Regions from separate parts of the Homo sapiens genome. Here region 2 is linked to region 1. A link is a loop called in an ENCODE intact Hi-C map of the cell type or tissue named here. Cell type or tissue: PC-9. All regions are shown on one strand. Links, peaks and the distances in the headings refer to the core of each region. The heading gives the core; the rest is flanking DNA. Region 1 overlaps MED12L (mediator complex subunit 12L). Region 2 has its middle 18 kb from the start of SERP1.

Region 1 (8,344 bases), core at 246-8,245:
CTCCCGAGTAGCTGGGACTACAGGCACCCGCCACGACGCCCAGCTAAGTTTTTGTATTTTTAGTAGAGATGGGGTTTCACCATGTTAGCCATGATGGTCTCGATCTCCTGACCTTGTGATCCACCTGCCTTGGCCTCCCACAGTGCTGGGATTACAGGCGTGAGCCACCGTGCCTGGCGTTTTTTTTTTTGTTTTTTTTGTTTTTTTTTTTTTGTTAGTAGAGACGGGGTTTCACTGTGTTGGCCAGGCTGGTCTCGAAATCCTGACCTCGTGATCCACCTGCTTTGACCTCCAAAAGTGCTGGGATTACAGGCATGAGCCACTGGGCCTGGCCAGTTTTTGAATTTCTTAGAGAAATGCATTGAAAGAAATTACTGTATTTCACTTGAATAAGGAGTGATTTAGTTTAAAAAAGGTTTATCAAGAGTCTGTGCATTGGGGTAGATGCTGTGAAGATTTTTAACCAAATGGGGGCTGTGCTGTTTGTCTGTAAGGGGATACCATCTTTTTGTGGTTACAAGATACACACCTAAAACGGAGCATAATACATTAGTATCTAATTACCTGTAATCATATAGGAAATAATGGATCGACTGGAAAAATTAGGGAAAGTTTTCTGTAGTAGTAAAATATGAGCTATGCCTTAAAGAAATCTAGCCTTTAAGTAAGAATTGGGATTTTTTACTCTGTTTTTTGGATCTTAAGTAGTTCTTGGTTCTTCAGTTATCTTCCATCTTCCTCTTTGGCAACTTATGAGCAAATGAATTAAGTTTATAGTTCTGTTCCAGATAGTATATTCGCTGCAGTCTTTACTACTGTCATTTCTTCTGGTCTTGTCACTTTGGGTGAATGGTCTAGTCCCACATTTTCTGTTAAGAATCCATTGCTACTCAACAGTTTTTTCTAGTCAGTCCTAGTAAATGTTCACTCCCACTTGAATTAATCAGTCATCTTCTATGATAAAATGTTAATAAGAACCTTGATTTAATTGGTAAATCATGGTTCCCTACCCTCTTTATGGCTATTGGTATATACGTGCATACTTGGAAGATAGTATACTACAAAATAAGCTTGTTCAAAGTCTTGGCAGTTTACAGGCTGGTTTCGTAGCTTCTCATTTGGGCTAGTTTTCTTGAAAATTCTCTGAGGTAGTTGAGTGCCTCCATTTCACAAATGAGGGGACAAAGTTCGTGGAAAGTGGAAGAATGGGAAATTCCATCCTAGACTTCTGTTTCTGGGTCCTGTTTGATTTACAGAATTTGCATGCTGCTCACATCAAATGAAGATCAACTGTGTGAAGCTGAGTGGGGGAATGGTGTTTGCTTAAGGTATGAAGAATGCTTCCAAAAGCTCAATGTTTAATGAGTTTTAATTTGTTGGGCATCTTGCAGATCTGTTGCTTAAAGCATAAACAAGAGAATTTTAAGAAAAGATAGCTTCTTGTATGAGCTAAAATTTCTAATAGGTAATATTACAAAATGTGGTCCAAAACACAAAATGTTCAGAAAGGGATAGTGAAGTCTCCTTTCTAACATACTGTCTTCAGACCCCCTACCTCTATCCCAGACCCCTCCTTACATAGTTTAGAAGCAATAATTCTTACCAGTTTCATGCATATCCTCTGAGATATATTTCATGTATTTTTAAGTGTAGATTTTGTGTATTTTTTAACAGTCCTTTAAAAAATTGGTGCTTGCTCCATACTGTGCATACAGTGGCCTTGTTTTTTAAATGGCTCTAAGCTAACCTTTTAATGACTTATTTATAAAAGCTAGGTTCTTTATTTTTGCAATTTGCACTGGAATGTTAATTCCATGATAAATAGAAAGCTTTTTTTTTTTTTAATTAAAAAGAAGTACATTAGGTTTCAAAGTCATTTTCCAAATGTGTATAAACTTCCAAGTGAAATCCCTGGAATAACATGGCTCTAAAGCCTGATTCAAATCTGTTATTTTGTAGTCAAGGAATTCATAGGGTATGCCGGGTAGAAAACAGTTAAGGGTCAATAAATTATAGTTGGAATGTCTTTGTGAATCTAACACAGCTAAAGCAAATAGCTTTAATTAAATGAACATAACATGCATCATTCTTTAGTCTCCAGAAAAATCACACAGGAGTGAGTTCCGGAGCAGGGAATGAGAGGGAAGCCGGGGTGGATCTGGCTGGTCTGTGTACTGTGTAAGCATTTTTGCTGTGTTTTAGAGCTTTTTGCTCTAGGGTTATTTTACACGGTCATCTGGCAATATGATGTCTGTCGTATTTGTGTTCTAATGAAAGACTCTTAGCTGTCTAAAGCTTGTTCAGAAATAGAAACTTTACAGTAACTGCATTTAGGACCTAAATAGTAAGCACAATGCCACTTTAACTATTGAAACGTTACTCTAACTACAGCTGATCATGGGATTAAATTCCAATGCAAAGTGAAAAAAGAAAATGTAGTTTGTTTATTTTTGCTCCTCAGATGATTGGGCGCTTCCTCCCACTGCCTCTGCAGCAGAAGCTGGGAGAGGAGGTGAGGGTCGTGAAATGTCTGATGTAATAATTTAAATAACTTCTGTGTCTTCAGAGTGGGGCTAGCAGCAAGTATCTTTCACCAGTGCTTGTCCTCCGTTTTTCTTTTGCTCCCATTCCCCTGAATCTTCAGGAGGGTGGGTGCCTTCCCTTTCTTCCCCATGTCTCCTCTTCTCCCTTCTACAGCATTGTCCCCCAAGACCTGGCCAGAGGAGTGCACAGAGGTGTGTTCTCTACACAGAAGCAAAGTGGTGGCCTGTGTGTCTTGCTAGAAGACAAGTCTTACATCTTCCTACAGTCCTCCTGTCCTGGGGCAGTAAAACTCATGACTTGGTGTCACATGTAGAAGGCTGTGGGGATATGTCCTAAGTGGTTAATTAAGTGCACCAATTTAATATTTGTAAAAATGCTGTCCCTGTTATTCCCTATGATACGAATATTTCACCAAAGCCAAGGCTGTTGCTCACTCAGGTATATATAGAAATCTGAAAAGATGACAGAAATTTACCATATGATAATTCCAACATTAATTTCAGACTGCTATCTCATGCCCTGGAGAAGGAGCTGAGCCTGTTGGTGGCACATGTTCAGTGTGTCCCTCTGTTAGAAGGAAGCCCCCGAAACTGTAGCTGTGGGGGAAGCTGGTGGTGTGACTGATGTGTCAAATAAGAAATTCTTGTTCTAAGGGCTAAAATTGGATTCTGTGGTTGCCGCATGCCTTAGCTTGAGATGCATGTACAGGGTTGATAGGGAAAAAGGACAACTGGGGGAAAAAAAAATCCCTAAATGCGACAGTTAGCATGTTTACGTTAAAATGAAAATGAGAATTGGAGACCTGTGAGTGAAAGGGAGAATCCAAGAAAGGTGTCCAGTGTGGTTCTCCTCAGCTATCAGATACAGCCCAGCAACCTCACAGGAAGAAAGATGCAGTCGGGAGTTTCCATGCAACCTTGCAGTACAAGACTTTTGTGCTCTTGTCAGACCCTCCCTTGTCGACCCCTCTCCCCTATTTTTGTATCCTTGTCAGAGGCCTCGGCCCCCTGTTTTCTGACTTGGCCACGCTGGTCTCTTTTCTTCTGAAATCTTAAGCATTGACTACCTGACACACAACTGGGCAAGTATTTAGATATTGCCTTATAATGGCCTTGTCTTTCCTGGGGTACTGCCCCCCTTCCTCAGCTGTGTTATTCACTCCTTAGGCAGAGGGCCCTTCACTCACTGTGGCTGGTCATATCTTCACCTCTTCACCTCTCTCTTCAGTCTTCCTTCCCTTCCCCACCACCTGTCCCAGGAACATCCCAGAGGAACAGTCCTGTCAGTTTCCCTCAGTGACCTATTCACTGCCGCCCCCGACATACCTGCATCATGTAAACCTACCTGCAGCGGTTGTCCTTACCCGTCTTCCTCCAGTCTTGGTTGGAGAGATGCTACTTTCACCTAAGGTTACTTCCTCCTTTTTTGTAGCCTCCTCCCTACCCAGCCTTGTAAACCATGTAAGTTTGCTTTCTTCTGGGCCCTCGCTCTGTGCCAGTCACTGTTTTAGCATGTTGCATCTCATTTAATCCTCAAAATAATTCTGTATAGGCTAAGAACACTTACTAGCCCTGTTTTACAGGCAAGTAACTGAAGCACCCAGGGGCTGACTTGCTCTAAAACTCCAAAGCTGGTAAGTGATTGGAGCCAGGGCAGGAACCAGGCCAGCTAACTCTAGAACCTGTGCCCTTCACCACTCTTAAGCTAGTTAATGCATGTCAGGGGCTTAGAAGAGGGCCAGTGCACAGCGAGTGCACTACCAATATTGTTACTCTGCATGATAAACTGGTCTGTCCCCAGGATTGTGTCTGCTAGGTACTTCTGTAGTCATGAACACATTCTTTAAGGCATTGCATCCCACATATGGTAATGTTCGCTACATTTGCATCTTTCCCCTGACCCTTCTGAGTATCAGACTTGCATATCCACCTGCTCCTTAACATATTTTCCCATGAATATCTCCAGCATTTTAAATCTGGCGTATTCAAAACTAAACTGAAAACTGGGAAACCTGGGTAAGATTGGTGAGTTGCCTCAGTGTCAGTATGCTGGTTGCGATATTGTACTATAGATTTGAAGGAAGTTAACATTTGGCAAAACTAAGTAAAGTGTCCATGGGATCTCTTTCTTACACTTGGATGTGAATCTACAGTTATCTCAAAATAAGAAGTTTCATTAAAACAAGTTAAGGAAATAACAAACTGAACCCAGCCCTGCCACCCCTCCCCAGCTGTTCTCTGTAATTCCACATCTCCGTTGATGGCACCAGGACCACCCATTCGGAAATGTGTTAGCTGCCCTTTCTCTTTCCTTCATCTCCACTTTAGGGTGTTTCCTCTTCTGCCTCACAAAGGTGTCGCACCTGCCTCTTTGTTCCCTGCTGCAGTCACCTCCCTGATGGAGTTGGCAGCCTCCTTTCCAGGGTTTCCCCTACAACTTCCTGAGAAATAGCGTTAATTTACGTATCTGATCTTGCCGTTGCTGTGTTTAAAATGTTTCAGTTACCCATTTGTGATAAAAAACCAAACTCCATAGCTTGCCACTGCCTGGGTCAGAGTCCTCCAGGCTGCTGATTAAAAAAGCAGATTTCTCCACCCGACTCCAGACCTCTGGAGTTGAAATCCCTGGAGTTGGAAATAAACGTGTGCGTTGAACCAGCACCCTCTGGTGACCATTTTGTGCACTAGCGTTTGAGGAACTCTGGCCTCTGGGGACCTTCCTGCGCCTCACTGGTGACTCCCTCTGCCTTCCTGCCATCTGCATTGCCTGAAATGTCACACGCTGCCATTTCTGTGTGTGGAACTCCTTTGTACCTTCCCCAATATGTGGATGAAACGCCTCTTTGCTTCCTTTCCTGGGTCTCAGGGTACAATGGAGCACTTACCTTGTTGCTGTCTACTTTTGTGTCATGTGCACCTCAGGCAGGGCCACTTTCTTCTCTTTGTAGCCTCATATCCCAGTAGAGGGTCGTGGTAGGCATTTAGTGTTTGCTGCTACATATTGATGGGTTTTATTTTATTTGATCTTGAGCTGCCTACTTGATCCCTAAGTAATAGTACTTTGCACGGTGTCATTGCACAATAATTAAAACCAGAGGGAAATGGCTGGTTTAAAATAACATAGTAAAATGAGTCATCCAGACAAAAACAGGCACTCTGTATTTGTCCCCAGTGTTCTACAGGTAATTCTGTTAGAGGAAAACTTTTTAAAAGCAAAAATGTATTTCAGTAATGTATCACGCTGTGTCATTTCCACTGTGTACCAACAGCCCATCCCCACCCCTCCTCCTTTTCTCTCTTTTCCTGCTCTCCAGCCAGAGAACCTGATTTAACTATCTGATCATTCAGCAGAACCCAGCAGTCTGGCCAGTGGTCTGACTCTGCTGGTCTTGTGGCACTGAGGCAGCAGTTTTCATTTGGGCTATTTATCCAGGCAGCCAATCAGTGCACTGACTACTTTTCATTCCCCATGTGAACAGTGGCTGAGTATGGGATTTTGGATTTTCTGTGGCTCATTTTATAGGGTACAACTGATTAACTTTTAAACCCTTTTATTATGGGACATCAAACATGTACAAATATAGAAGTATATAATAACACCCATTTACTCTTCACCCAGCTTTAACCATTGACTCACAGTCACTCTTGTTTCTACCCCTTATCCTCTCTGTCTCCCCCCACCTGTGAAATTATATCATTTCCTAGTGTTTTACTTTTTATCAGTATGGAGTAATCTTTTCTTTTACTTCATGAAGAAATAATCTTTTACTTCATTTTATTGGTAGTTAAGTACTTCAAGAAGACATTTTAAATATTTGAATATTAAAAAACCAGCTTTATTGATATAATTGAAATACTATATAATTCATCCATTTAAAGTCTACGGTCAGTGTTTTTTAGCATGTTCACAGAGCTGTGAAGCTATTAACCACATTTTAGAACATTTTCGCTACCCCTGAAAAACCCCATGCCCATGAGCAGTCACTCCCCATTTGCCTTCAGTAGCCGCAGGCAACCACTAACCTACTTTCTCTGTAGATTTGCCTTTTGTGGACATTTTATATAAATGGAATTATACAACATGTGGTCCTTTGAAACTGGCTTGTTTCAGTTAGTGTATGTTTTCCTGGTACATCCATGTGGTAGCAGGTTTCAGTACTTCATTCTCTCTTAGGGCCGAATGGTGTTCCATTGTATGCATATGCCACATTTTATTTATCTGGGTATCAGCTGACGGATATTGGATTGTTTTCACTTTTTGGTTATAATGAACATCCTGCTATGAACATTTGTTTACAGGTCTTTGTGTGGACATGTGTCATTTCTCTTAGATATACAGGCTAGTTCTCCTGGGTATGTATAACTTACTGGATTATGTGATGACATTATATTTAACCTTTTGTGGAACTATCCTACTGTTTTCCACATATTACATTTATCATTTTATATTCCCGTGGGGAACACCTGAGGATTTCAGTTTCTCTACATTCTTGTCAATACTTGTTATTATCAGTCTTTTTATTATAGCTGTCCTAGCGGTATTTCATTATGGTTTTGATTTGCATTTCTCTATCGGCTAATGGTGTTGACCATCTTAAATGTGCTTATTGGCCATTTGTTTATTATTTTTGGAGAAATGTCTGTTCAGATCCTTTGCCTATTTTTTAACTGGGTTGTCTTTTTATTATTGAGTTTAATAGTTCATCATGTATTCTAGATCCAACTCCTTTATATATGATTTGAAATATTCTCTCCCAATTGGTGTGTTATCTTTTCACCCTGTTAATTGTGTCTTTGATCAAAAAAGTATTTTAACAACAGAAAATGTGAGAAAAATGGTGGAAAATCTTTCAGCCATTCTTACTGAGGGTTGAGTAATGGTATATATAATAGCTGACATGTACTGAAATTTTTGATTTTGCATTTTTTCTCTCATTCAGTCTGCACCAACGTCAGGCTGGTTAAACCCTCTATGTCCTGCAGCTTTGAGAAGCAGGCTGTTCACACTCAGAAGGGGGTATTATTGTAGTCATATAGCCTAAAGAAGGATTTCCAAGGAAATGAATTTCTCCATTGAGGAGTCCATCACCTCTGACTTAAAGTGCTGTGTCAGGTGGATCACCTTAAAGATTTGCTCCTTAGTCTCTGGACTTGGTTGGAGTTTTAAAAAAAACAATCTCTGTTGCATTTCATTTCACATAGTGAGTTCCCACTGGCTTTGATGATGGAAAAGGAAGTAGCTAGGAAAATGAATCTTTACAAAGTTAGTTTTTTCATATATGGTTATATAAAAACCTATACATACACATACATTTACAAGGAAATTTATTGAAAAAGAATGGAAAGTCCAATATTTGCCCGGCCCATTTATAGCCATTGATTAACAGGTGCTTCTATTTAGCTATATTAGAGACAGTGTATTAGAGAAGGAATTTGGCCTTTTCCCTGTTGTCATGTTTGAAACCTTTTAGGTGTGCAGTGGTGAGTTTAAACTACAAAAGAAATAAGTTTGTTTCAAGAAATGAGAGAATCATTGGGAGGGAACTTGATTTGGTAGTTATTTTGGGAGGACCTTATGGTGTATTGATTGAAATCAATACTTAGGTGTTGTCTACGTGTAAGGTGTAGTTTTACGGGGATGGAGGATGGAGGAAATTGTAATATGTCAGAGACGGGAGACAAAGCCCTGCTAGGTGATGAAGTGGTGTTCAGAGACTAGAGGGAACTAAATGTTAGAATACAGGCAAGTAGAGAAGGTACAGACATTCTTCAGAGATATTATGGGTTCCAGACTGCTACAA
Region 2 (8,344 bases), core at 92-8,091, 620 kb before region 1:
CAGTGGCACAATCTCAGCTCACTGCAACCTCTTCCTCCCGGGTTCAAGTGATTCTCCTGACTCAGCCCCCCGAGTAGCTGGGATTACAGGTGCCGGCCACCACACCCGGCTAATTTTTGTATTTTTAGTAGAGACGGGGTTTCTCCATTTTGGCCCAGCTGGTCTCAAACTCCTGACCTCAGGTGATCCACCCACCTAAGCCTTCCAAAGTGTTGGGATTACAGGCGTGAGCCACCGCACCCAGTCCGGTGTAAAAATTTTAGAATCCAAGAACTTTAACCCCCAAACCTCGGCTGAAAAATTAACATAAAATAATGTGAGATTAGCAATATCCTTGGGTCCCATGGCTCTTTGCAAAGCCAATGCCCGTTTATGAAAGAATATTTCTACAACTCAAGCCACTGACAATTTTCAAGGAAAACACAGCCCCCACTAAAGATGGGCTACTGTAGAAAATTGTTAAAGCAATGAATTATTCCACCATAAGTGAGAGTCAGTAAACACAAGTACCAAAACTTGAGACAATAAAAAAAAACTGGAAGAAAATAAAATAATTATGTTTAAAATTATTAAAAACATGTTTTTAAAAAAATCACAACCTCTGGTATGAAGAAAGCCAAATTAAAAAAAATAATTAAAAAAGAAAAAGAAAACCCAAAGAAAATAAGACCTTATTTAAAAAACAAGGAAGATTGCAGAAAAAATCTTAAAAGGAATCAAATAGAAATTTTAGAAGTTAGCCGGGCATGATGGTTCACACCTGTAATACCAGCACTTTGGGAGGCCAAGGTGGGTGGATCACTTGAGGTCAGGAGTTTGAGACCAGCCTGGCCAACATGGAAAAACTCCGTCTCTACTAAAAATACAAAAATTAGCCAGGCGTGGTGGCGGGCACCTGTAATCCCAGCTATTCGGGAAGCTGATGGAGGAGAATTGCTTGAACCTGAGAGGAGGAGGTTGCAGTAAGCCGAGACTGTGCCACTGCACTCCAGCCTGGGCAACAAAGCAAGATCCTGTCTCAAAAAAAAAAAAAAAAGAAAGAAATTTTAGAAGTGAAAAGGAATTATCGGAACTTCAAAGCCACAAAAGACGAGCAAAACAACCCATTAGACCAAACTAAAGAGATCATTATCAAGCTAGGAGGCAGATGAGAAAATGACCCAAAATATTGCTGAGAGATAAAAAGAAGGGATTGCAATGAAGAGATTAGGAAACATAAAGACAACACGAGAAGTTTAAACATATTTTAATAGGAATTCTGGAGGGAAAGAAGAGAATTCTGGAAGGAAAGAGAGAGAAATTTGAAGAGATGAGCTAGGCACACAGTGGCTTGCATCTGTGGATCACTTGAGGCCAGGACTTCAAGACCAGCCTGGACAACATAATGAGACTCCCAATTCGACAAAAAAAAAATTTAAAAATTAACCGGGAGTGGTGGCACAAGCCTGTAGTCCTAGCTATTTGAGAGGCTAAGGTGGGAGGATGGCCTGAGCCTGGGAGGTCAAGGCTACAGTTAGCCCTGATGGTGCCAATACACTCCAGCCAGAGCAACAGAGAAAGACTTTGTCTCTGAAAAATAAAATAAAACAAAGAAATAAAAACGAAGAAATTTGAAGAGATAAAGGGCAGAAAAGTTTCTAGCCTTGGTGAAAGACATAAACCCCAGATTCAAAGATCACTATGTTCACAAAGTTAGAAAAGTAAAATAGACCTACTGTCCCACGTAACTTAGTGAAACTTCAAAACACCAAAGTCAAAGATAAAGTCTTTTAATACATTTTAAAGATGCTGAGAAAAAATATATATTACAAAGAAGGACAATAAACTGGCTAGGCACAGTGGCTCACACCTGTAATCCCAGCACTTTGGGAGGCTGAGATGGGCAGATCACTTGAGGTCACAAGTTCAAGACCAGCCTGGCCAACATGGTGAAACCCCATCTCTTCTAAAAACACAAAAATGAGCAGGGTGTGGTGGCACACACTTGTAGTCCCAGCTACTCAGGAGGCTAAGGTGGGAGGATCACTGAGTCCAGGGGGGTTGAGGCTGCAGTGAGCTGTGATTGTGCCACTACACTCCAGCCTTGGAAACAGAGCAAGACTCTGTCTCAAAAAAAAAAAAAAAAAAAAAAAAAAAAGGACAATAAAACTGATAACTGACTTTGTAACAGCAATAATAGAGACGCCAGGAAATAATCTGATCAGCGACCATGGTGACTTGAGACCAGCCTGGGCAACAGGATGAAATCCCATCTCTACAAAAAATACAAAAATTAGCCGAATGTGGTGGCATGCACCTGTAGTCCCAGCTATTAGGAAGGCTGAGGTGGGAGGATCACTGAGTCCAGGGAGGTTGAGGCTGCAGTGAGCCACAATCACGCCACCGCACTCCAGCCTGGGCGGCAGAGTGAGACCCTGTCTATAGATAAATAAATAGAATAACATCTCATGGCTGAGGGAAAATTATTGTCAACCTAGAAGTGAATACCCAACTCATTCAAGAGAGAAGGCAAATTAAAACATTTTCATGCGAAGAGATGAAAGAACTTGTCATTGATAGTTGCTGAAAGAACACTAAGGAATGTACTTCAGGAAAAAGAAAATGGAATCCAGAAAGAATGAGATGCAAGAAGGAATGATAAGCAACTTAAAAACAAAAAAAGCACATGCTTATAAAAAACAATAATAATAGCTAATTTGGGCAAAAATACTAGATGACATTAATGTAAAATATGGAAGAGATAATTGAAATCAAAGTATTTTACAGTCTTTGTTCAAGAAGAAAGTAGAAATAAAGATTCATTTTAGACTTCATCAAATATACCTGATTATGTTTAAAAGGTGTTTTTGAGAGAATAGAGATAGAGCGTGTAACTATGAAAAACACAGAGGGGAGAATATCATAAGGAAATCTCAAATGGACGCTCTCCCAAATGCGCCAGCGTTCTCCCATACGCAGTATCAGGCCTCCTGTAACTGCTGTGCCCACACACCACAGAGGGAGATAGAGACCCAGCCCTCCACCCAGCTCTGCCCAAGAACAAAGGTAAAAATAGGTATGGTGGTAAGAACAAGAATGAATCTGAAATGAGAATGAATCTGAGAAGGAGAATGGACCAGTAAGCTCAGATAATCTACATGTTGGCAAATGGACAGTTAGAAACAACATTGTTTTGTTTGTTTGTTTGTTTGTTTGTTTGAGATGGAGTTTCACTCTTGTCACCCAGGCTGGAGTGCAATGGCACAATCTCAGCTCACTGCAACCTCCACCTCCCAGGTTCAAGCGAGTCTCCTGTCTCGGCCAGGCTGGTCTCGAGCTCCTGACCTCAGGTGGTCTGCCTGCCTCTGCCTCCCAGAGTGCTGGGATTACAGGCATGAGCCACCGCACCCGACCGAAACAACATGTTTTGTTGGTCAAAAGAAATTGAAAGAAAAAGTTTGGATAAAGACTTCGGACATTATATGGCTGGGCTTGCAAGACTACTAGACAACAAAGTTACATAATTTTACATTACATTACAAATAAAGCTGGACATCTAAAGGTCCAAGTTGAGCTTCCAGGTCAAACCACTGTCAAAAGCAGGTTACGTCTGTTCCAGGAGAGCATGCCTAAATCCAGTCAATGACACTGGAAATGATGAAGACACCGGGGATATTTAAACTGAACTCAACATTTTACATTCCAGTTTTTCAGAGAATTGCTGCACAATTTGGATGATAGCCACAATCCAGGAAGAAGACTAGATCATCAGAATGAGTGAAGTTTGTTAAAGCAGACTGATTTTTGATGTTTGTTTTAAAATTGTATGTTTCTTTCACAACTTATGATACTGATTTACCTTAAGACAAATGTTAAACCTACTTGTTCTTTTGTCGTAAGGAATTTATTTGGATGAAAGACAATAACATCTGTTGTTTAGAGAAAAAAGGAGAAAATGCGTTGCTAGTTTTCCTGCTGTGACCACTTCCACCTCCAGTAAATGGATGTTTTGAATAATTCTATGCCCTATAATTATCATGGACTATGTATAAACCCCCAGTTTTAACTAGTTTGTGTACTGATTAAGGTCCTAGGGGAGGCAGAAATCTGCATTTCATATCATAATGCATGGGTCTGGTTTCATATTTTAGTAGCTTGTGGCTATTTTTCTTTTTTACAAATGTTGACATTATACACATTCTTCTCGTAACCTTATGTTACAGAGCAAGACTGTGTCTCAAGAAAAAACAACAATCTTACGTTGTCACCACAAAAAAAAAATCAACAAAAAGGCATTTCTAAATACAGCTGTAGGAAGTTGGGTTTGAATTTGTAAGATTAGTAGTTGTGGAAATTGAACACTGGGGGGCACCCAATCATTATAAAAATACTAACATTTATTCACTTTTTAAAATATAATGTGATTGAAAAATTTCACAAAGAAGAGGTTTTTGTAATCCTTTGCTAAATATGGAGTTTAAAACTTTTTATTTGGAAATAATTTCAAAGTTATAAAATGTTGCAAAAAAATTTTTTAAACTACCAAAAACAGCCATATTTACCCTTTACCAGATTTACCTATTCAACATTTTATACCATTCACTTCATTATTTTCTCTCTCTTTCTCTCTGGATATAATTATTTTCCTGAACTATTTGCGGGTAAGTTATATACCTCATGGGTCTTTACCCCTAAATATTTTGGCGTGTATTTCCCAATAATGGGGTTATTCAAAAGAGTCTATCTTTTGATAGTAAGCATTACATATATTATTTTTACAGTACAAAAGATTATGATAAAAATGTCGTTTTCCCCCCAAAAGCTACATGGTAAGCTACAGTTTTCTGTACTTTATGTAAGTATAAATTATGATTTCTAAATGAAAAAACAATTTCATATTAATTTCTACAAATTAAGCCTTTCTCAAATTATCCCTAAAGTGGGAGAGAGGAAAGAAATACAACTTAATCACCACCAGTTTCTGAAATAGAAGAGCCACAGGTAAACACTACAGTAAATAAAATGTTGCCGGGCATGGTGGCTCACACCTGTAATCCCAGCACTTCAGGAGGCTGAGGTGGGTGGATCACTTGAGGTCATGAGTTCGAGACCAGCCTGGCCAACATGGCGAAACCCTGTCTCTACAAAAATACAAAAATTAGCCTGGCATGGTGGCGCATGCCTGTAATCCCAGCTACTTGAGAGGCTGAGGCACAAGAATTGCTTGAACCCAGGAGGCAGAGGTTTCTGTGAGCCGAGATTGTGCCACTGCACTCCAGCCTGGGCGACAGAGCAAGACTCTGTCTCAAAAGAAAAAAAGAAAGAAAGAAAAAAGAATATGCCATGCTGGAAATCCCAAATCCCAATCAATCCAACAGAAAGAAGTTAAAAGTAAGCAAAATAATAAAAACTAAAACGTACAGTAATCAGAAAGGCAATAAATATGAGAGTAAAAATAAATCCAAAACATTACTAATTTTAATATATGCAGATGAATTAAACAGTATTTTCAAACTACATAAAAACATAATTATAATCCACATGTTTATACTAGATACTTAAAACGCAAGGACATAGAGAGATTGAACATAAACGAGCAGAAAAAAATACTTTTGGATGCAAACTGCATCCAAAAGAAAGGTGAATACATATATTTATTACACATATTATTTGAATATATAAATATATATTTGAATATGTATTGTTCAGTATGTTTGAATGTATACAGTTGCCCTAGGTATCCATAGATTGGTTCCAGGACCCTGGCAAATACAAAAATCTGTGGATGCTCAAGTCCCTTATATAAAATGGCACAATATTTGAATATAACCTGATATATATTCAATATATATATATTGAATATATAATAAAGTATATGGCATTCTCCCATATACTTTAAATCATCTTTAGATAACTTACAACATCTAACACAATGCCTACATATCATTTCATTCATGTAAATTCAACACAGTACTAGGCATGGCAAGTTCAAGTTTTGCCTTTTGAAACTTTATGGAATTTTGTTCTGAATATTTTCAATCTTTGGAGGGTTGAATTCACAGATGCACACAGATATGGAGGGCCAACTATGTATTTGAGTATATACATATCTGTGTGTGTGCATATATCTATATATATATATATATACTAAAGATTATATGTAACCGTAATATCAAATATAATAGACTGTAAGTGAAAAAGCACTATTAGAGATTCGGATGGATGTTACATAATGAAAAAGAAACAATCTATCAGACAGATATCTCTAAATTTGAATATACTTAACAGAGCCTCAAAATATTTAAAGAAAAATATACAGAAATATTGGAAGAAATTTACAAGTCCATAAACCTCTATCAAAAAGTAAAAAACTGATAAGAATCTAGATGTAAACAACATAATTAACAACTTGAACAAAGAAACAAACACAGAACTGGCACCAAAAACTAGAGAATACACTTTTTAAATTATTATTATTATTATTATTATTATTATTATTTTGAGATGGAGTCTTGCTCTGTCGCCAGGCTGGAGTGCAGTGGTGCGATCTCAGCTCACTACAACCTCTGCCTCCTGGATTCAAGCGATTCTCCTGCCTCAGCCTCCCGAGTAGCTGGGATTACAGGCACGCACCACCACGCCCACCTAATTTTTGTATTTTTGGTAGAGACGGGGTTTCATCATTTTGGCCAGTATGGTCTCGATCTCCTGATCTCGTGATCCACCCATCTCGGCCTCCCAAAGTGCTGGGATGACAGGCATGAGCCACCACTCCCGGCCTATTATTTTTAATCATATATAGTACATTATAAAAAGTAACCACATAGGGATACCGTCACTCTGATACATTGCTGAAGGGAATATAGAACAGAATAACCTCAATGGAAGGGAATTTGATAATACTGAACTGCATTTATCCTTTGGCTCAGAAATCTTACTTCCAAGAATTTATCCTAAAAACACACTTGCACAAATATGAAAAGATATAATACATAAGGTAATTTATTTCAGTTCTATTTGTAATGGCAAGAGACTGTAAAACTAATGTCTATGAATAGTGACTGGTTGAATAAATCATGGCACATCCTGATCATGGAGCTATAAAAAGAAGTGAGGAATATCTCTATACACTTACATGGGCTGATGCCTAGGATATATATTTTTTGCTTTTGGTTTCCAGGATATATTTTAAGTGGAGAAAGCAAGATAAAGAAAAGGGTATCTGTGCAATCCTACCATTTATCTAAGAAAGTGAATATTTATATATCCATATCTCTATTATCCATCTCTTAATAAAAGCGTAAAAGAAAGCCTTTTTTAAAAAGGTTATCTAAAACCCAAGAATTGTTCCCCTAGGTACATACCCAAGAGAAAAAAGAAATCACATATGTCCAACACAAAAACTTGTACATGAATGTTCATGGCAACATTATTCATAATAGCCCCCAAATGGAAACAATCCACATGTCCATCAACTGATGAATGGGGAAACATATCAAAAAGAATGAAGTACTGATTCATGCTCTAAAATGAATGAGCCTTGAAAACATTATGTTAAGTAAAAGAAGTCAATCACAAAAGGTCACATACTGTATTATTCCATTTATATGAAAAGTCCAGAGTAGGCAAATCTAGAGAGAAAGTAGATTCTGTGGTTGCTAGAGGTTAGGGGAAGGGGGAGGAGCAATGAACATCAATAGGTATGGGGAAGGGAGTGATAGATACAAAGTTTATTTCTGGGGAAATGAAGTATTCTGAAATTTGGTAGTAATGATGTTGCATAGCTTTGTAAAATATACTAAAAACCACTGAAATGTACACTTTAAAAGGGTGAATGTTATGCCATATTAATCTCACAAAATATTGTAACCTTATCAATAGGAAGAGACAAGAAAGTAGAAAGAACAAGAATAGGAACTGAAGGCAGGCACAGTGGTTCACACCTGTAATCCCAGCAATTTGGGAGGCTGAGGTGGACAGTTCGCTTGAGCCCAGGAGTTGGAGACCAACCTGGCAACATGGTGAAACCCCATCTCAGCACACACAAAAAAATTACAAAAAATTAGCCCGGCATGGTGGCACACATCTATAATCCCAGCTACCCAAGAGGCTGAGGTGGGAGGATCACATGAGCCCAAGAGGTAGAAGCTGCCTGTAGTGAGCTGTGATCATGCCACTGCACTCCACCCAGGGCAACAGAGTAAGACCCTGTCTCAAAGAAAGAAAACAAGAAATAAGAACTAGATTTCTCTGAATATACCTAGTTTAATAGATTTGATATTAAAACCAAGAAAATATAATATATAGTTACTAAACTGAATTAAAAATATAAAAGCAACCACTAAGATTCTCTTTCTGGCATGGC

Evidence for each region. Hi-C counts contacts between places; a loop is a spot of excess contacts. Peaks named below come from ENCODE experiments on the same cell type or tissue, not always from the same donor. Only the 100,000 strongest peaks of a DNase experiment are listed, where the experiment ranks them.
Region 2: it touches region 1 in a loop (29-fold over the local background); 27 of 110 quality-filtered maps call a loop at or near these places.

What each region holds. Positions count from the first base shown.
Region 1 is chr3:151,140,988-151,149,331 of GRCh38, forward strand. All of the region lies in intron 5 of MED12L (mediator complex subunit 12L), which reads left to right. Among named protein-coding and RNA genes, the nearest start is that of GPR171, 58 kb to the right of the region's middle. In PC-9, for the core only: CTCF peaks have their summits at 5,228 (motif pointing left) and 5,448; DNase peaks (open chromatin) are centred at 5,204 and 5,684; H3K4me3 peaks cover 703 bases; H3K27ac peaks cover 1,327 bases.
Region 2 is chr3:150,524,339-150,532,682 of GRCh38, forward strand. No RefSeq gene overlaps it. Among named protein-coding and RNA genes, the nearest start is that of SERP1, 18 kb to the right of the region's middle. In PC-9, for the core only: a CTCF peak has its summit at 4,330 (motif pointing right); no DNase peak of the experiment used is centred there.